2 separate regions of the Homo sapiens genome follow, and region 2 is linked to region 1. A link is a loop called in an ENCODE intact Hi-C map of the cell type or tissue named here. Cell type or tissue: Caco-2. All regions are shown on one strand. Links, peaks and the distances in the headings refer to the core of each region. The heading gives the core; the rest is flanking DNA.

Region 1 (10,061 bases), core at 1,240-9,239:
TTATCACCCTGACAGAACAGTTCCTGTCTTTCTCTAATAGAAATCTCTCCTGCCTTTATCTGAGCCCATTCCTTCTTGTGATATCTTCCTAGAAATTATATACTACTGAAAAAATAGTAATCAAATTACCCTTAGCTTCTTTCCTCTTGGCAAATTTACTTCATATCCATTTTTAAAATGAATCTCCCCTTCCTAATCATGTTGTTATTCTTTGTTAATCCTTTCCTTTTAAGTTGAGTTAATCAAAACTGAACAAAATGGCCAGGCACGGTGGCTCACGCCTGTAATCCCAGCACTTTGAGAGGCCAAGGCAGGTGGATCGCCTGAGGTCAGGAGTTTGAGACCAGCCTGACCAACATGGTGAAACCCCATCACTACTAAAAATACAAAAATTAGCTGGGCATGGTGGTGGTTACCTGTGATCTTGGCTACTCAGGAGACTGAGGCAGGAGAATTGGTTGAACCCAGGAGGCAGAGGTTGCAGTGAGCCGAGATCACGCCACTGTACTCTGGCCTGGGCGACAGAGCAAGACTCTGTCTCAAAAAAAAAAAAAAAATGCTCTTTATGGATCTCATTAATGCAATGTATGAAAGAAGAACTAATACTTTATACTTAGAGCTCATGTTTCATTTTAGTACATCTCAGAATTATGCTGATTTTTCACAACAGCATTCCTAGTAGCATGTATTTTTTTTTATTTATTTGTATTCAACTATGCCTCCTATCTCAAAGGATTATTGACAAGTTTAATGGGATTTTGTATGAAAAGTGCTTATCAGAATGCCCGGCACATAGAGAACACTCCATAAACGGTGACTATCATTTTTCATTATTTTTGATACTTTGGACTAGGGAGTCAGTGAAATACGTGGGGAAAGCGGGTTTGCTCAAGATGCATTGTAGGAAATATTTAGGTAGTGAATAGCAAAATATTTGTGCTCCCTGCTTTAAGACAACTCATTATAGGAACACTGGAATTTACAGAGCTAAAGTGTGCATTTGGCGTCTGAGATGAAGAGCTGTTCCCTTGCTCAGCCTGTCCAGCTTTATTTGCAGGGCTGTCTGTGGGCCCTCGCCTAAGCAGGGACTGCAGACTATCCTCCAAGATGATCCATTAGAAAAGGAAGTTAAACAAAGTAATCCACTGTGACACTATATATGAAGGATGATTGTACAGGAACTGTATATTCCTGGAATCTGTAGTAAATCCACACAGAAGTTTTATTTCTGGCCAAGGACTCAACATCAAATAAATCTGAGATATGACAAATAGTATAACAAAAGTAAACTATAAACCACCATCCATTTAAAAGAGGAGAATTATGATCCAAGACTAATGAAATGAGCATTAATATATGTACACATTGATGACACAAAAGGCCTTAATGAATTACTAAATACTCATCTGGTTTTATTATGTATAACAATTATAGCAGCTCGGTCTCAAAAAAACAACAACAAAAAAATGTTTAATGATGATGGTGTTCTTTCCCACTGAAAGCATTCCTTCTCTAAAGTAAGTGGCGACCCTATTCTCCCACCCTTCACCCTTCATAGCCTCCTAAGTTATAAAGTGTGATCATGGCATCAGTGGGGTTCCCAGGAGATACCTGGTGTTCAGTCTTTCTCAGCCTTCACTCCCGGGAAGTGACAGTGTTTGACATCTATTAGAGCACATCACGCTTCAGATGATGATGATAAAAATGATCAGATTACATTTTTAGATGTTACCTCTTCAGGTAAAATATATATTATAAAACCAAAGATCCAAATGGGCCATGGTCAGACCATATATAAAAACAGAACTGTGACCATAACCTGCCCAGGAAACCAGCCCCTTATCTACAATAAACAGTCCAGCAAGCCCGTCTGCTAAAGCCAGACTTGCAAGAAGTCTGGGAAATAACAATCTGAGAAGCTAAACAATAACTTTTATAATAATTAATTCCAAATGACCAGGAATTGATTAATAACTGACAGCTTTCCTAGTTTTTGTCCTCATTTCCAACTTTAGGCCAACCACAAAAGGCGCCTTAAATAATCACATGGCTGCCGGCTCCCAGTTAGCTAACTCCAGCTTCCCAGACCAACAGCCTCCAATCAGGGCACACCTGAAGCTGTCCCTTGTGTCTGCTGTAAAGCTCTCCCACTCCCCTGCCTGCCTTTGAGTCTCTCCCAAATGCCAGTGATGGTGGCTGACTCCCTCGCTATAGCAAGCTCTGAATAAACAGCCTTTGCTTTCTCACATGGTGGTCTTCCTTCATTTCATATATATAAGCGGTGTGTGTATTTTTTTAATGCTGCCCACCTGCTTCCCGATCACTCCTCCCTGTCACAAGACCTGAAAAGCCTTCTCAACCAACAGGTGGAGGCCTGGCCTAACTCTTCCCCTTCACCCTCCCCTCCTCACACTTCTAATGACACAGATTTTCTCCTTGACCAAATGCTAGCCAGGCCTCTCTGAGCCCCCTTCTAGACCAGGCCTCAACCCCCTCAGAGTGCCTGCTTGAGAAAGCCCAAGACTGACAAAAGAATTCTATGCACCATCTGATGAAAGGCTTCTGGCACTTTCTTAGAGTACTTACTAAAAAGGGCTTACAATTGTGACTCCTTCCTCTGTGCCTTTGAGATGGCTGTGTATCTCCTACAAAGGCAATCAAGGACGTAAAAAACCATTCCTTTACAATGTAATCATCAGGAAGGATAGGGCCAGTGTCTCCCAGTCTCTGGAAGGACAGAATCCAGACTTTGATCATTGCCAGCTAGCAGACACAGCTGCCTAATCAGCATTTACATGCGTCAATCCTTTGTCAGTTTTCACCTTCCTGACTCTGCTGAAGCCCCACTGGTTCCTCTCCGTTAATCCCTCATTGTCCCTTAAAATGCCCAGTCACCTCTGTACAAATCAAAGTTCAGTTCACGCTGGACCCTCTTCCCTATTGCAATAGTACATTATGATTACCATCTGTCCTTACCACGTTACCTAGTGTCTGGTTTATCTTTGGTACTAACCAGGTGTGCGCCTCCATCCTTCCCCCACCCACACCAATAGCCAGTAGCTGGTCTTCCTGTTACAGTAGGGAGCTAGTCAGGCATGAGCACAGCAGGAGAGCCCCCCTCCCCACCAAGGAATGTCAGGAGACCAACAGGTGGTGGGCAAGTGGTTGTTACACTGTTTCCCTAAAACGGTAATTGGTCGCAGCCAGCCCTAGGGAAAGGCAGGCTCCAAACAGAAAAAACCTGAAACTGGTCATCATCAGTTTCCTGATAAGATCTTAGGAGTTGGGCGAGTAAGCTGAAGCATGCGCACTAAGAGGCAAAATGGCAGCATTTAACTGGTACATGACCTTCTAGGAACATTCAGCTGGTAAAGGAAGAATGCCTCAAGTGAGCATGGGTACAACGCCAGTAAACACACTGTGCATGCTTCCCTCCCAAGCACTAGCAGGCCACTGTGCATGCGACAGCCCACCCCAAGGGAAGAACTAGGGAAGAAGGGATGCAAGACCCCAGAAATGCCAGTGTATAAAACCCTAAGTCAGAGGTCAAACAGGGCTCTTGATCTCTCAATTTGCCCGCTTAGCCCTCTTCCAAGTGTACTTTACTTCCTTTCATTCCTGCTTCTAAACTTTTTTTTTTTAAGAGACAGTCTCACTCTGTTGCCCAGGCTGGAGCGCAGTGGCATAATCTCAGCTCACTGCAACTTCCACCTCCCCTGTTCAACGGATTCTCCTGCCTCAGCCTCCCGAGTAGCTGGGATTACAGGCTTGTACCACCACGCCCAGCTCATTTTTGTATTTTTAGTAGAGATGGGGTTTCACCATGTTGGCCAGGCTGGTCTCAAACTTCTGACCTCAAGTGATCCGCCCACCTCGGCCTGCCAAAGTGCTGGGATTACAGGCATGAGCCACCGTGCCTGACCCTGCTCTAAACTTTTTAAAAACTTTCACTCCCGCTGTAAAACTTGTGTTCATCTCTCACTCTGCCTTATGCCCTTCAGTCGAATTCTTTCTTCTGAGGAGGCAAGAATTGAGGTTGCTGCAGACCCGCATAGATTCACCATCACTAACATTACCTTGGGCAGAGTGCTCAGACCTCAGGTTGTCTGAAATGAAAGTCACTATCACCCCAGAACCTGCATCCTTTCCCTACTCTTTAGAAATGTGATAGCTGGTGGCACTCCTGTTAAATCTTTCCATACCTAAGAAATCTTGGCTGGGCACACTAGCTCATGCCTGTAATCCCAGCACTTTGGGAGGCCAAGGCGGGTGGATTACTTGAGGTCAGAAGTTCAAGACCAGCCTGGCCAACATAGCAAAAACCCATCTCTACAAAAAATGCAGAAATTAGCCGGGCATGGTGGCGGGTGCCTGTAATCCCAGCAACTCGAGAGGCTGAGGCAGGACACTCCCTTGAACCTGGGACACCACTGCACTCCAGCCTGGGCGTCAGAGTGAAACTCCGTCTCAAAAAAAAAAAAAAAAAAAAAAATATATATATATATATATATCTTCTCTGGGTGAGGACCCACTGCTCCATAGAGCCTTTTCTGGTGAGCCAGACAAAAACTTTTATTTCCCTCATACAAGTACCTGTATGTTTATGCACACCTGTCTTGACTACACATCTCAACAGCTTTTCACTTACAGTAACATTTAGGAGGTAGCAATGTTAGCTGTCTAACAGACATAGCTTATGCTTAATTCTTGCAACCCTGGAAAGGCTGTTATGTATAAAATGGGGATAATAATATGTACTTCATAAGGTTGTTATGAAGAGCAAATAATGCTGGCTCGTAGTGGGAGGTTAGGAATTAATGTCCAATTAGAGAATGAATGAATAAGAGAGAACACACAGTAGTTCATAAATATGAGTTTCCCTTCCCCCTCAAAACAGCAGAACCAGAAAACAAGCAAGACCTAAGCATACATCTCACAATGGTCCTTCATCTGCTGTCCAGCAACCCGCCACCTCACTAAACTGACTATTCTATTTTCCTACGACACAAATAGATAGATATTTCTTATTTTTAAAATTTAGATCTACATCCCTGCAACTTCTCCCCTTGGGTCCTGGCTCAGTTCCCACCAGCCATACAAGATAACATCAGGTGCCTGGGCCTCCATTTTCTTTCTAGGACACCCAGTTTGGCCTTGGGGTGGGCTCCCACAGGTAGCTGGGAAGCTGATGCCCCTGAGTACCCACGTCCACCCACACGTGAAAACAAAAAAAAATCTCAGAAAGTAATTTCGAGCACGGGTCAAAGTTCTATTTCACACTTGCAGGGGCAAGACAGCAAAAGGAAAAAGCTGGTTCACAGCAACTGTCTTAGGAAAGCAAGGCCTCTTTTAGAAACAGAAAGGAACGTCTAGACCCGTGGCTTGTTTAAACACCCGCTGCTAGGCCCCACTGCCAGAGCTGCCTATCCAGGGCCGAGAATGTGCATTTCTAAGTAGTTCTCAGGCGGTGCTGATGCTGCGGATCTGGGGACTGTACTTTGAGAACCACCGGTGCAGACCCTGGCCAACGTTCTTTAGTCTGATGCGTCGGGGAGCTGTAAAGCTGCCATCCTTCACCGGTGGGCAAGTAACCTGGTGGCGCCACCCCAGGGCCAGACCCAGGGCCGGCCTCGGTGCGCCTCTAGCCAGAAATAACCAGCACTGGGTTCCGCTCACCGGCAACGCCAGGTGGGGGCCATCTGACCACTCAACAGTTTTGCTTTTTCTTCAAATTCGGATACTTAGAAGGAATGCGATGAAATTGGGATGAAGGTGTTTTGCTGGCCCCGTGGACAGACCAGACCTCCTCCCATCGGAGCCTCGGGTCTCACACCAGCCCCCCAGGCGGCGCGCGGCCCCGTCTCGCCACCGCGGCCCGGGTCGTTCGCGTCTTCCGGCGCCGAGGGTGCCTCTGGGTCCCAGCACCAGGCTCCGTGGCGCGCACGCGCGGCAGCTTCTTCTAGCCCCGCCAGGAGACGGCCCAGAAGGGCTATGCGGCGCGGCCTCGCTCCTGGGGGTGGTTAGGAACGACTGTTTCATTTCCTCCTTCACCCTTCAAATCTCAGTTTTTGCTTGGGCTTGAAGGAATGGGCCAGGGTATCGTGGACGGAGAGTCTTACAAAATTTGAGTTTTTGAGGTCAGAATTTAAAAGTAGCTGCCGAAACCCGGGATCGAACCAGGGACCTTTAGATCTTCAGTCTAACGCTCTCCCAACTGAGCTATTTCGGCACGTTCTGGGTTGTCTCCTGAGTAAACTATCACTGAGCGCTTTGCGTCCAACTGGCTTGCTTGTCTTTTCCTGGTGATCATGTACAGCATTTCTTCCTTGTCCTGTTAAACGGTGTCGTCGGAATTCTTCCACCTCCCTCCTTCTACGCTGCCACTGGGCGCTGCACACGCGCCTTACTTTCTTAGATTGCTCTCGGCGCGCGCAGCCCGCACGGTCCAGGAGCTGGGTCCAGGCCCCCGATGGCGGCTCCTCGGGATGCTGGTTCCGTCCTCCCAGGGCCGGTCCCCGCGAGATCCGAAGCAGCGGGGTCGCCTCGGGGAGCTCCTGCCCAGGCCTGGTAGCCCCTTCCCTTCGATCTGCCCCTGCCTGTGACTATCCACATTCGTCACCTTGCTCCCCGAAAAGTTCCAGGCCCCAGGTGAGGAGCCGTGTAGGCCCAATACGATTGGATGAAGGAGTGTACGGGGCAGGAATCGTCAGACTGGCCTCTGGAGAGGAGTTTGCAGCCTCTCCGTGCTCCGGGCCCGGGAAATGTCCACCTTAATCATCACCTCTTTGCATGGAGCCTGACTGGCAAATAAATGCTGGGTGAGCTCACTAACGATGATTATTCAGTCAATGCTATTTCCCACACGAGTCAACAAATGTTTCCGAAGCACCCACTACGTGCCAGGCTCATTCTTTACTTCCCAAACGTCTTACTTTTTCCATTTTTTAATTTTTGTCGCCAATTAAATTGTAATCTGTCAAGGCAGGGATCTTACCCGGCTCTTTAGAGCTTTGCATTTAAGTGGAAACTTCGCAGCCAATTTGGACGGATGGATGGATAGGATGGATGGATGGATGGTTGGATGGATGGATGGATGGTTGGATGGATGGATGGATGGCTGACTTCAAATGCGAAAGAGAAAAAAATACAAAATTAGAAATTTTTGCAATCTCTATTTTCTCCGCCAAGCCTCCTCCCTTATAAGAAAGAGAGTTTCTTTCTGGGTTCCTTTATTGTGCCAAATCCAAAAAAGAGCCGAGGCGTTGATGGTATAGTGGTTAGCATAGCTGCCTTTTAAATCCAAAGAAACCAAAGAGCTTGAGATTTAACAGAAGTCAGCAGCTAAGGATGAGAGAGAGACCAAAGAGAGCTTGGGGCTGGGCAGAGTTCAGAGAAGGGTTTGGGGAGCTTGGAGTGGAAGAGGGAGAAATTTTGGGCAGCCACCCTGTGAGGATCGTACATCTAAAAAGAGATGGGGAAAGAGACCTTTAACAGGCTTTCATGTATGTTATGAATGTAGCTACCTTTCCCATTCTCCTCAAAACACTGCAGGCAAGACGAATTATTTTCAACAACTCTTGGGCTGCTGGCCGGCTGTTCCTTACTGGATTCAATCATGAGATAGCTCAGCTTCTTAAATTTTACAAAAGTTGTGTCTTTAGGTTAAAAATCAAATCTGGGAAGTCTCAAAATATATGTTAGAGAGTGATGGGATAACACATGTACGGGCTGGGACATGGTGTTAGTGTCTCTCTTTCTTGGTCTCGTAGTCACACCTGCAAACCAGCTGCTTCGTGCATTGTCACCTGGGAAATGAAATCCTAGGTAACTAGGAAAGTGGCAGGTAAGTTTTGATGGGATTTAGGCTGGGGGTGGGGATGGGTAGCAAAGGTCCAAGCAGGATCTAATGGAAAATGGAGGAACAGGATAAGAGAGAGAGGAGAAGGAAGAGTGCAACCAAGAAACATTGCTTTGTGATTTAATGCGATGAGAACCCTTGGCAAATTGTGAGATAATAGACACTACATTGTCATAGTGATCATTTGTTTAGTAAAAGTTGATTTTAGAAAGTAAGTGTTGTGAGAGATGTCTTGGATAAGCTGGGTATCCAGGAAAGTCCTTGTTTATATATGTTGTCCCGGAACTCTCCATGGTAGTAGCCTCTTCACTGTTAAACAGTTAAAAGTAAGGCTGGACGCGGTGGCTCATGCCTGTAATCCCAGCACTTTGGGAGGCCAAGGCAGGTGGATCACTTGACGTTAGGAGTTCAAGACCAGCCTGGTTAACATGGTGAAATTCCATCTCTACTAAAAATACAAAAATTAGCCGGGCATGGTGGCGTGCACCTGTAATCCCAGCTACTCGGGAGGCTGAGGCAGGAGAATCAATTGAACCTGGGAGGCGGAGGTTGCAGTGAGCGGAGATTGTGCCACTGCACTCCAGCCTGGGTGACCGAGCGAGACTTTCTGTCTCAAAACAAAACAACAACAACAAAAAACAGTTAGAAGTGTTTTGGAATGACTGGAAGATAAATAAACAATGTGATCACCTACTTTATTAACTTTGTGAAAGCCTCAGCTTGATGCTCTCCGGGTTTCTCCCTAGGTTTTCCTGTTAGTGAAAAGATCTTCAACATCAACCCAATATTTATTGTTGCTGTTTTACAAAGGAGACCGAAAGTTTCTGGGACTTAGTGCCACGGTCCCGAAACTGCAGCCACCTGGGGCACTGAAGAATATTTCACATTTTTGAGAGAAACACAGCGATGCTTGGCATCTGTGGGACGCTATGCAAACTACCCAGTAGTTCATTGTTTTGGCAAGAGATTACATTTCTATCAGTGATGTCATCTCTTTCAGCATGATAAAAAGTACCCATGAATCAATGGGGAATATGAAATTAGGGTTGAGATGTCCAATCTGTTTCCAAGCTTGAGAAATTGTACACTGTCCAGGATACACACATCCCACCAGTAAGTTAACTGTGGTGAGAATGAAATTAGGGAGTCTCTGAGCCTACTCTGGCTTGGGAGGCTGCCCTTGAAAAAAAAAAAAAGAATGAAATAAAAGTGTAACTTTTCTTTCAATTTATATGTATAATTTTTTTCAAGTGGCTACGAAGTTGTTGGACATAAATCCTTATTAAGTTATTTGGACCTGAGTACTTAATAAAAGGAATTGTTCGGCATTTCTTTTGGCCTGGGGGCATTGGAAAAAATTACTGAGACAGTAAGAGCTGCCTGTGAACAGAGAAAGCGAAAAACAATTATTATGAGTTTGGGAAAAACCTTGCTTTACTCAGCAAGATTGCAGCGCAAAGAAGAACTGTCAGAACATCCAAGGAGACCAAGCGCCACAGGCTAAATAAAGTGAAGTGAAAATCTGTGCACACACATCATAGTAAGAAGAGACAGGTGATAAAGAAGTTGGCATTCAAAATGAGGATAAAGATGTTGAAGAAGACTCTGTGTTGGAAAGAAACTGTGTAAGCTGCAGTCCTGTTTTCCAAATGAGCTCGCGGATTTTGGCCAACTCCAGTCTAATTACCTATGATTAAAAAAACCAGCTAATTACGAGAACTAACTAGCAGATCTGAGAATAATAAAACTGAAGAGAGTATGTTGCATATAGTTATAACAGCTAATAAATTTTTGTGGGTTTTTTTGTTTGTTTTGAGATGGGAGTCTTGCTCCATTTATTGCCCAGGCTGGTCTCGAACTCCTGGGCTCAAGGGATCTTCCCAGGTAGCTGGGATTACAGACACACACAACTGTGCCCCACTTCTGATAAAAATTTAAATGGCTGTTAATTAATCTCTCCTTCAGTTTGCTCCTTGGGATTCTGCAGTGCACATGCATACACACACACACACATGCACACACACACACACATTTTTGGGGGCCTCTGATTTTAATCAATATTTCTTTAAAGTATTTTAAAAATGATGGGGGTATGTCAAAAGGACCTAGGAACCAGTTTGAAGGGGCTCCTACTGGCCAAAACTGGGACAATCTGAGCATCAAAATAAATAAGAATATTAATGGATTATTTACCCTTTGAATA
Region 2 (10,061 bases), core at 608-8,607, 70 kb after region 1:
GTAAGCTACTCAAATTGTTTCTGAATGCAGATGAATGTAAAGGTTAAATTTCATTAATGATACTTTCGACTAGTATAGATCATTATTGGAAGTTAATTTAGTCCTTTCATTTCCTTAATCTTTTTAAAGATGCCAACTTTTTTCTGTATTTTGGAAAGGCATTGATGGAACCCAGGTCTACTAAGAGCATTGAATGGATGGTTGGACTAAATTGCTCCTCAGGTCCTTTTTTTTTTTTTTTTAATTTTATTTTTTGAGACAGAGGCTTGCCCTGTCGCCCAGCCTGGAGTGCAATGGTGCAGTCTCGGCCCACCGCAACCTCTGCCTCCCGGGTTCAAGCAATTCTCCCGCCTCAGCCTCCTGAGTAGCTGGGACTACAGGCACCCACCACTACACCTGGCTAATTTTTGTATTTTTAGTAGAGACGAGGTTCCACCATGTTGGCCAGAACTCCTGACCTCAGGTGATCTGCCTGCCTTGGTCTCCCAAAGTGCTGGGATTACAGGCGTGAGCCACCGCACACAGCCTTCAGGTCCTTTTTAACTGTAAGACTTCATTATTTCATATGACCCTTATTTTTAGGACTGGTCAAGGCTCACTAGGAAGTAATGTTCTGCTGCAGTTGTTGCATGTGCAAACCCTGCTGCCTCTAGTGGAGTACAGATCAATTAGCACTTCCTCTCCTGCCTTCCAGGCTGTAGTCCTTTGGCTCAAAAGGTGGTTTTATGTATTGAGTAGATCCATGAGACTTTTCTGGATCCTGATATGCTTTTACTTGCCTCCTTATCCAGGCTTCCATTTTTGGTCTTTTTCTTCATCACCAATTTGGCATGTAAACTTTTATCCCAGGCTATAAAGTGATCACATTTGTGCCCTGTGCCATGCTTGGACCTCTGAATCCCAGTCATACCTTGCCTTGTCCTGAACCTTGCCTATGTCTTCCAGTGTTTTCCTCAACATCTTGAGTTGTGGCTAGCTTTTCTTTATGATGCATACTAACCGTTATGATTCAGTTCTTAGTTTTGTCTCCTTCTGACCTACCTTTTCCTGATTTTTGTGACTGATTTTGATTTTATGCTTACTCTTGTGTCTAAAAGCTGTCTTTCTTATACTACAATGGGGAAGTTACATTGAGTATGTCAGCAACAATGTTTAAACAAGGGGCAAAACCTCACTATAATCGTATGTATTTTCATTAAGCATGACATTCTATGCAAGGCTTACCTTCGGGGATTAATCATTAGAAAGTGCCAGAAGTATCCAAAAGCGTCCAGCCTTGTTATGTGGCTTCCTCTAAACATCACATCATTTTATTGATTAAAATGCTTAAAAGCTTTTGTGAATAACTCTACATTGAAGTATCAATGAGTGGTTCTTAACCCATCACTGTATGCATCTGGTTTAAGGTTATGAGGGTTAAAACAAAAATTCAGATATTCACACCCAGAGACTCAGATAGATTTGGTTTGGAGTGGAAGCCAGTTAAAGCTCTAAAGTTGATTCTTATGTACAGAACCGCTGATCTAAAAGTCCATATTTCACATTGTTTTAGTAATGTGTTTTAAAATACAGCCTTAAGAGGGATTCTTCCTACTTTGTAGCCTCAGGTATGGAATTTGTTTACAGGGAAAATGTTCAATTCATTTTAGAAACTTCTGCTAGTTTGCCTAATTATCTGCTACAAGTAGGAAAAATTGATTTGCTATGCTTTTTACAGAAAATTGACTATTACCACATGTCTCAGAGGTTTGAATTAGAGTAACCTGGTGCAGATAGTTGCAATTAATGTTACAGGTTATTCTGGTTAAATTTCATAATTTGTTTTCTTTCAAACCAATTATGTATTTTATATCTACCAGACTTTGGTTAATCCTCTATTTTACAGAGTTGGTCTAGATTAAACAAAGTCAGGCAAGTGTGATGCCGATTGACAAAGTACTAAATAGGATTATAATATTTTAAGGTACAATGAAATAAAACTGCTTCTTTAAAAGATTAGAATCCTTGTTAACTGTATTTGTACTCTAATTAGAGACCAAGAAGTACCCAGAATCCTGAGAGTGTTATTACCTAAAGGCGCATATAGACTGGTTTTCACTGGAATAATACTACAGGCTCTGCCACATCTGCCATCTCACTGTTTTTAAAATTCTAGCAGCTATGTTCATTCTTTAGTGTTATCCCTTTTTTCCTCCATGTCCCAAAAGACAATGGGTTGGATCTTCCATTTAGCTTCAGTAATGTGTTGCTGGTAACATGTTGGAATGTTTTTGGCTTAAAGTAACAGAAAACCCTAATGCAAGTGGTGTAGACTGTAATGAAATGAATTATCTTACATAACAAGAAGTTTTGCGGCTTCTCCAGGGTGGTTTATTTAGCATCTCTCTACCCTGCTATCCTCAGACTATCAGTGTTGTTCTTAAGCTAGCTGCCTCAAGTTCAAAGTTAGCTGTGGCAGTTCTGAGCATCATGTCTAGATGATTGCAATATTCAGTATCACTTTTTAGGAGGAAGGAAGTCTTTCCCAGAAGCTTCCTATCACATTTCCTTTTTCAGAACTGGGTCATAGCATCATAAGAGAAATGTAAGTTGACATGAAAGAAAGAAGATAAAAGTAGACAAATATGTCAAAAGGGTTAGGTTTACCTCCTACTGGTAAGAGTATGGGAATTTCTGATTGATTTAGACTAATCAGGATATATCTTGAGACACGTGAGTGTGGGAGACCACTGGGGCTCTGAGACAAGGATCATGGGGAGGCGGGAATGTCTGTTCCAGGTGCTGCCCCAGAACCCAAGGACCCTTTCCCCTTAGGCTCTCCTCCTTTCTCATTTACCATCATTTAGCTGGGGCTAAATTTATTGAAGCTGGCCTCTAAGTTTTCTTGCTACTTTATTTTGCCAATGCTGCTTCCTTTAAGCTTGCCTTAAACCTTACACATTTCCTTACAAGTGTTCACCACCTGTTGTATGCTCATTAAGAGTATTTTTCTTCTTCAGTGTATACTTTTTTCATGTGTATTATTAAGTCTTAAGTATAATAAGATTTAACAATTAGTATCCACCTGTTTTAAAATTAGATTTTAATTTCAAAGTGAACAAAGTGAACACAAATTGAGTTTAATTTCAAAGTGAACAAACAATTTTTGCTTGTGGCAAAACAAAAAATTGGTAGCTGAAGAGAGGAAGAAAACAGACTTTTTTAAAGAGATGATTTGTTTAAAAGAACACTGAGTGCAGAGCTAGCATTTTATCTTTTAAGCATTTTATGTACAGTTTTAAGGGAAGAATCATCTAAAATTCAGTGAATAAAGTGTGGGACAGACCCAGTTCAATTTGTTTAATATGTTATGTCAATGAAATAATTTTTGTGTTCGTTATAATGTTAGCTTTTTCTGGAAGATTATTAACTTTGAATAATCCTAAGACATTTTTTGCTGGTGACATATATCTTATTTTCCAGAGTCCCTTCCTTCTATATTATTCTCATTCCTCAGTAAATAACCTGAGGATTTTCTTTTCATGGTAGAGTTGTAACTTCATGGAGTCAGAAACTTTATCCTGTAAGTCAGAAACTTTAAAGATATTCTGTAAAATATTATAAATAAATAAAACTTTAAATTGAATGCCATGTTTAATTTTTTAATACTAAGAAGGAAAGATAAAAACTAAGATTCAAAACACAGGATAGCATAAGGAACTTTACTGACCCACAGTTGTTATAATATATTTAGCATTTTTATTTTCTGTCTTGTTCCGGTACTATAATAATCCCAGGATTATGTTGCCATTATTTCTAAGGCTGGAATGCTTTTCTATGTAAGGTGTTTAAAAAGAAAATATGTTCTTTCTTTTCCCTTCCTGAAGTCTAAACATGCTTTTTCACCTGCACTAGAAAAGTTAACTGTCCACATTTATATTCATAGAGCAGGAGAGACACCCAGTGGCAGAAATACTTTTTGCTGCTTTTTTCCCCCTAACGAGGCCAAAAGCCTGATTGAGCTATTTATTGATTCTTATAATTTGTGTCTTCTGATTGCTTTTACAAAATTATTTTCCACATAATAGAAATATTTTCTTCTCTGACTGTTAATTGGAGTTTACCCGAATGGGAAACTAGAGCAGGCTTGGTGTTCGCTATTGGAATGAAAGTTCATCCATAGACTCAATTAAGACAGCTCTATTCACACCACTGTTAGAGCAGTCTGGTGTTAGATAGAATGTAAAAGCCTTAATATTAGGGACTGTCTTGACATGTAAGCAAGTAAATGTTAGCTGTTAAACTGAAAGCTAGCCTGCTGCTTTATTATAAAAATTTTCTGAAATTTCTGAAAAATGGAGACTCAGTCAAAAGATTGCACGTGAACACAGAAAAAGTGACATAATAAGGTTACATGAAGACTGTACTAAAAAGCTGCTAGTAGGCACTAGAGGCTGCTCTAATGACTGGTTCCATTTTTAATACAAAGTCTGCACATTCTTTGTTCTTTGCCAGCCATCTGTCTTTCCTCACTTGTAATTTCTACTCCCTCAAAACTTTGGTTTTTATCATGGCTCAGTTTGATTCGTCTGGCCTGTCCCAACATCAGCTCCTTTCAACTTCAATTTCTATGGCCTCTTTCCTTTCTGCTTTATAGTTTGATCTACTAAGAGAAGATGATTAGCCTAACTTAGCTTTCAGAATTGTTACGTTGTTGGCCCCTTGCATTGGTAGCCATTTGGTTAGGTGTTAGACAATTTTCAGCCAATCCTGGCATGGAGTCGCATGATCAGCACAGGATTTTTTTTTTTTTTTTTTTTTTTGGCAAGAGCTGCAGACAGTTTATCTCAGAAGATATCTCTGGACATGACAGATATTTTGAAGGTTTGTCCAAATGGAAATTCAAGGTATTGGGACATTCCAGAGCTGTGGTCCTCATGTGTTAGCTATATCAGAATCATGCTTAGGGCTTACTAAAGCACAGATTACTGGGCTCTACTCAGAGTTTCTGATTCAATAGATCAAAAACTGGATGGCACTCAAGAATTTGCGTTTATAACAAATTCCCTGGTGATGCTGCTGGGCAAGAGAACACACTTTGAGATGCATTGTCAGGGCATATTAAACTGTTATTGACTGAGGTAATCTATTTCTAAACTTTTTACAAAAGAAATTCACTTTGGGGGTAAAATGTATATCTAACTGAATGCTGAAATCATTATTTTCATTTACTGTTTTCAAACAAAACTGTGATTTTATGATGAGTCTTTGGGTTCCCCTGACCATTATGCTTTCTTACAGATTGACCTTAACTAGTTTGGTTTAATCTGCTTTCTTGTAGTTAAAATTTTGCCCCAAGGTACAAAATTGTTTAAGTTTTAATAATTTTTTTTCTCTTACAAAGGTGAATGCTATGACTCCAGTTAAAAAACAAGTTCTAGAAATATATTGACAGGGAGATTTGAAAGCAGCCCAATACGATAACTGGCTTTGTTTTACTGAAGCAAACTCCCTTTCTTCTCTTCACAGGGTTACATGAGTTCTTTTTCCTCCTAGTCCTAGTGTACTTTGTGATTGCTTGCATTTATGCTCAATCATTGTGGCAGGCTATTAAGAAAGGCGGACCCATGCACATGATTTTAAAGGTTCTGACAACTGCATTGCTGTTACAAGCTGGTTCAGCTTTAGCTAATTACATTCATTTCTCCAGGTAACTCAAAACCACTAAAACTGTGTTCATCATTACATCTAATTAATCCTAATTAGTCCACCAAAATTATGCTTGCTTTGATTATAAACAATTTTTTTCACATTTGTAATTTACACTACTCTTCTTCAATTCCTCAGTTACTCCAAAGATGGAATAGGGGTACCATTTATGGGAAGTTTGGCAGAATGTGAGTATCTTTCTGAGCATTTTTTAAAAAGCTTTTACACTCGCTATCTGCTTTTTTTTTATTTCTTGTCATAGTATAAATTTTCTGTCGAAAATTGTTTAGAAATCAGCTTGACTGAGAACAGGATTACAGTTTAAGTTCCCATATGTCTTACTTAGTTTCTTCTTAATAATAGGTAATGTGTACAGCTCCTCGTTGTTTTTTTGTTTGTTTGTTTGAGACAGGGTTCTTACTCCGTAGCCCAGGCTGGAGTGCAGTGGCACAGTCACGGCTCACTGCAGCCTCAAACTCCTAGGCTCAGGTGATCCTCCTGCCTCAGGCCTTCCCAGTAGCTGGGATTACAGGCACATACCATCATGCCTGGCTGATTTTTAAATTTCCTTTTCTGTAGATGGGGTCTCACTATGTTGCCCAGGCTGGCCTTATACTCTTGGGCTTGAGGGATCCACCCACCCTGGCCTCCCAAAGTCCTGGAATTACAGGCATGAGTCTCCACACTCTGCCTTTTCATTGTTTTTAGGTATATTTATATACATTCTCTCATCTTATCCTCAATAGAAAAGGGGTCTGCATATCCTTATTTTGCAGATAAAGGATCTGGGCTCAGTGATGTGAAACATACTTCCACATGTCAGTCAGCTATTGAGTGGTAGAGACTAGACTCAGACCTAAATTTTCTTACCTCAAAGCTGAAGTTTTTCTTCCTATTATAATTCCACTCTCTGTTATAACTGACTCTTTTCTATTTCTGACCCAAAGCCTAAAACTCACATCAAAATATGCTGTGAAGAAAAGTGATAAGTTTTCTTAAAAATCATTAAATGCTACCTCATAAAATAAATATATATATGAAACTTGAAGCATTTATAGATTTCTGTTGTTTTCTTGTAGTGTTAACCTGGATACAGGTGGTTTTGATACATCTTTTCTGTTTGAAGTAGCAGGCTTCCCCTGCAGTGTAGGTGATGGCCACCTGGTGGCACATCACACTAATGCATGGAGCTTCTCATTTGTCTTCAGGATTCTGAAAGTAAAGCCAATGTTTGGATGTTATGGGAGCTATGCATTTCATTGTATTGTTTCTTGTTAATAGTTTTAGAAAATACTCTTCACATTATAGTTCAGCCATCAAAAAAAATTCACCCAGAAATGAAGGTACTAGTATTCTCCATATTGCAGAAATCGTATTTAGAATTTGCTTTAATAAGCAGTGAGTTATAGAGAACAGGATTATGTAGTTAGAAAAGCTAAGAAAAATGGGAAACGAAAAGAGTTAAGGTTGGACTTAATGGACATATGGTATGGGCATATATATGTATTTTTAAATAGTATTGCTGCTGTTTTAACTATTTTAATAAATATATTACAAAATTTATGGCAATTTTTAAATCTTTAGAATTATTACCTGCGAATATCTCTTAATGAATTTCGTTAGCTTCTCTTTGAAAATGGCTTTTTGTGGTTTTTCTTAAAAAAAAAAAAAGATGTTCTCAATGCAAAAAGCACTAAATTTTTTATATTGTGAAAACTTGGTTGACGTTGGTTTTCATGTCCCATTAGTTTTTGACATCGCTTCCCAAATTCAGATGTTATACTTACTTTTGAGTCTATGCATGGGTTGGACAATAGTCAGAATGAAGAAGTCTCAAAGCAGACCTCTCCAGTGGGATTCTACGCCTGCATCCACTGGCATTGCAGTATTCATTGTCATGACACAGGTGGGTATTGATACTCAGTGTTTCTGCTTAGTAATCCTCAGAAATGCAAACTTGAGCATACCTCATTTCAGAATTGAAACCTGGGACCCATAAGGAATTTGTGTCATTTTTTTTTTCTTGAAATTTCTGAGCTTCTACAATTTGTGTCATTTAAAGTATGAATTTAAAGAGTGTTAGATCAAATAATCTTAATTATCTGGATGCTACTATATGTAGACTGCAGAATTTAATTATAATTTACCTGAATTTGAGCTCCTATCAGCTTATTTAAGCACAGTATGTTTAATACTAGGTTAGAGTCTTATTTCCTACTTAATAATAGCTTTCTTTCATATTTCTCTAGCACATGGTAAGTACTTAACACTGAATGAGTGATTCCATGAATTTGAGATTTATCCATTGTCAAGAATCTTTAGGATTGGCTGCTTTGTACGTAAAAGAATTCAGGTGATTATCTAAGATTAATTAAAGGGCAAAATATAGACTAAAAAAGAATGGGATCTTGTTTTTGAAAGCAAATGTAAAAACAAAACTAGTCTTTTATAAAGGTCCTGCATGCCTTTTTTTTTATTTTCCTCTATATTAATAGTATTGACATTCTAAGATACCCATATGCCTATGTTCAATGGATTTGTAAAAATTAAGAAGAAAGGTTATAAAGAAAAAAATTTGTACTGAGTTTTTGATGAGCATTAGCTATAGATGAAAATGAATTATATACTTAGGCTCTGTAGAGGACATTATAATGTAAGTTTAATGCATTAAATAAATTGAAAAATGTATTAATGAAGGATGGGGTCAGTGCTTTATTCATCTTTCTATCCCTAGTATTTAATATAGTAGGTTTTGAGTGGAATAGGAGTATTGAATTTACATGAATGATTTGAGAGAGACCATATCACAGGTGGTGATATTTAGAAAGGAGGTAGTGCCAGGAAAGGGGATGATGAGAAATAATTGAATTAGAAGAATTGATTAAAATAAGGTTGAGATTCTACCAACTTAATGTTTTTGAGCCAGGACTTATGGAGAGTAGTGTCAATGTCAGGTTAAATTCTCACTTTTTATTTCTTTTTAAAAATTTCATTTTTATTATTTCATTGTAATTTTAATTTATTGTCATAGACAAATATGAATTGAGAACTGAGATAATATTACACTAGAGTTTATATGAACATTTATGAAGAATACATTAAATATAGCTCTGATCTTCAACAAGCCAGACAAGGCAGATCAGACAGGCAGTCAGAGACTATACAAATACATACGTATTTTATACAGATCACATATTAGCATATGTATATGAAAACAGGGAAGTTTGAATATGTAAAAATATGAACCATGGGCTGTGGTAGCTCTGTGGTAGCACTTCTGTATTGCAAAAGTGAAGTTCAGAAATGTTGGTTAAGAAATCAGGAACCTCCACCTCCTGGGTTCAAGTGATTCTCCTACCTCAGCCTCCCAAGTAGCTGAGATTACAGGTGCCCGCCACCACACCCAGCTAATTTTTTGTATTTTTAGTAGAGGTGGGGTTTCACCATGTTGGCCAGGCTGGTCTCGAACTCCTGACCTCAGGTGATCCACCCACCTTGGCCTCCCAAAGTGCTGGGATTACAGGCCTGAGCCACTGTGCCCGGCAGCAATAGAATTTTTTAAAAATCTCTTAACTGTGGTCTCACTTGATAAAAATTCATTTTGTCTAGCTTAGGGTATTAGAGTGATGAAAAGACTGTACTTTATTAATTAACAACCTCTATGGTCTGATAGGAATGTTTATATAACATTTAAAGGGATGTTTATTAAAGAGTTGAAAAAAATATTGTAATGAGGTATATTTTTTTTTCCTAAATGTAATATTGTTTTTCTTTTGCAGAGTGTTTTGCTACTTTGGGAACAGTTTGAAGATATCAGTCATCATAGCTACCATTCACACCACAACTTAGCAGGGATCCTCCTAATTGTTCTAAGAATTTGCCTAGCATTGTCATTAGGCTGTGGACTCTATCAGATCATCACAGTGGAGAGAAGTACACTCAAAAGGGAGTTCTACATCACATTTGCCAAAGTATGGGTTTGGAAAGAAAATCGTTTATTCTGATTATCCACTTGGTTCTGGTTTCTTTGGGAAGTTAATAAACAACTACATGCTAACTTTTATTAAACTTCTGGGTTGGGCACAGTGGCTCACTCCTATAATCCCAGTGCTTTGGAAGGCCAAGACAGACAGATTGCTTGAGCCCCCAAGTTGGAAACCAGCCTGGGCAACATAGACCCCATCTCTACAAAAAATTAAAATTAGCCACGCTTTGTGGCGAGCACCTGTTGTCTCAGCTACTCAAGAGGCTGAGATGGGAGGATTGCTTGAGCCTGTGCATTGAAGGCTTCAGTGAGCCAAGATTGGGCCACTGCACTCCAGCCTGGGTGACAGGGCGAGACCTTCTTTTTTTCAAAAAAAAAAAAAAAAAAC

The links. Peaks named below come from ENCODE experiments on the same cell type or tissue, not always from the same donor. Only the 100,000 strongest peaks of a DNase experiment are listed, where the experiment ranks them.
Region 2: a loop joins it to region 1, with 5 times the contacts of the local background. A loop is called at or near these places in 37 of 110 quality-filtered maps.

Annotation. Positions count from the first base shown.
Region 1 is chr13:94,543,494-94,553,554 of GRCh38, forward strand. It overlaps TRF-GAA1-5 (tRNA-Phe (anticodon GAA) 1-5), which reads right to left and starts at 6,229; the gene lies at 6,157-6,229. It overlaps LOC124903191 (a long non-coding RNA gene), which reads left to right and starts at 5,255. Exons shown (of 2, transcript XR_007063836.1): 1 at 5,255-6,818; 2 at 8,605-9,674. It also overlaps a transcript of DCT not described here. RefSeq lists a silencer at 5,788-6,017 and enhancers at 6,550-7,049, 6,588-6,767. In Caco-2, for the core only: no CTCF peak of the experiment used is centred there; DNase peaks (open chromatin) are centred at 5,998, 6,248 and 6,638; H3K4me3 peaks cover 2,170 bases.
Region 2 is chr13:94,613,642-94,623,702 of GRCh38, forward strand. It overlaps GPR180 (G protein-coupled receptor 180), which reads left to right. Exons shown (of 9, transcript NM_180989.6): 4 at 5,509-5,689; 5 at 5,827-5,876; 6 at 7,437-7,594; 7 at 9,468-9,659. Among named protein-coding and RNA genes, the nearest start is that of GPR180, 17 kb to the left of the region's middle. In Caco-2, for the core only: CTCF peaks have their summits at 3,960, 4,160 and 6,849; a DNase peak (open chromatin) is centred at 6,840.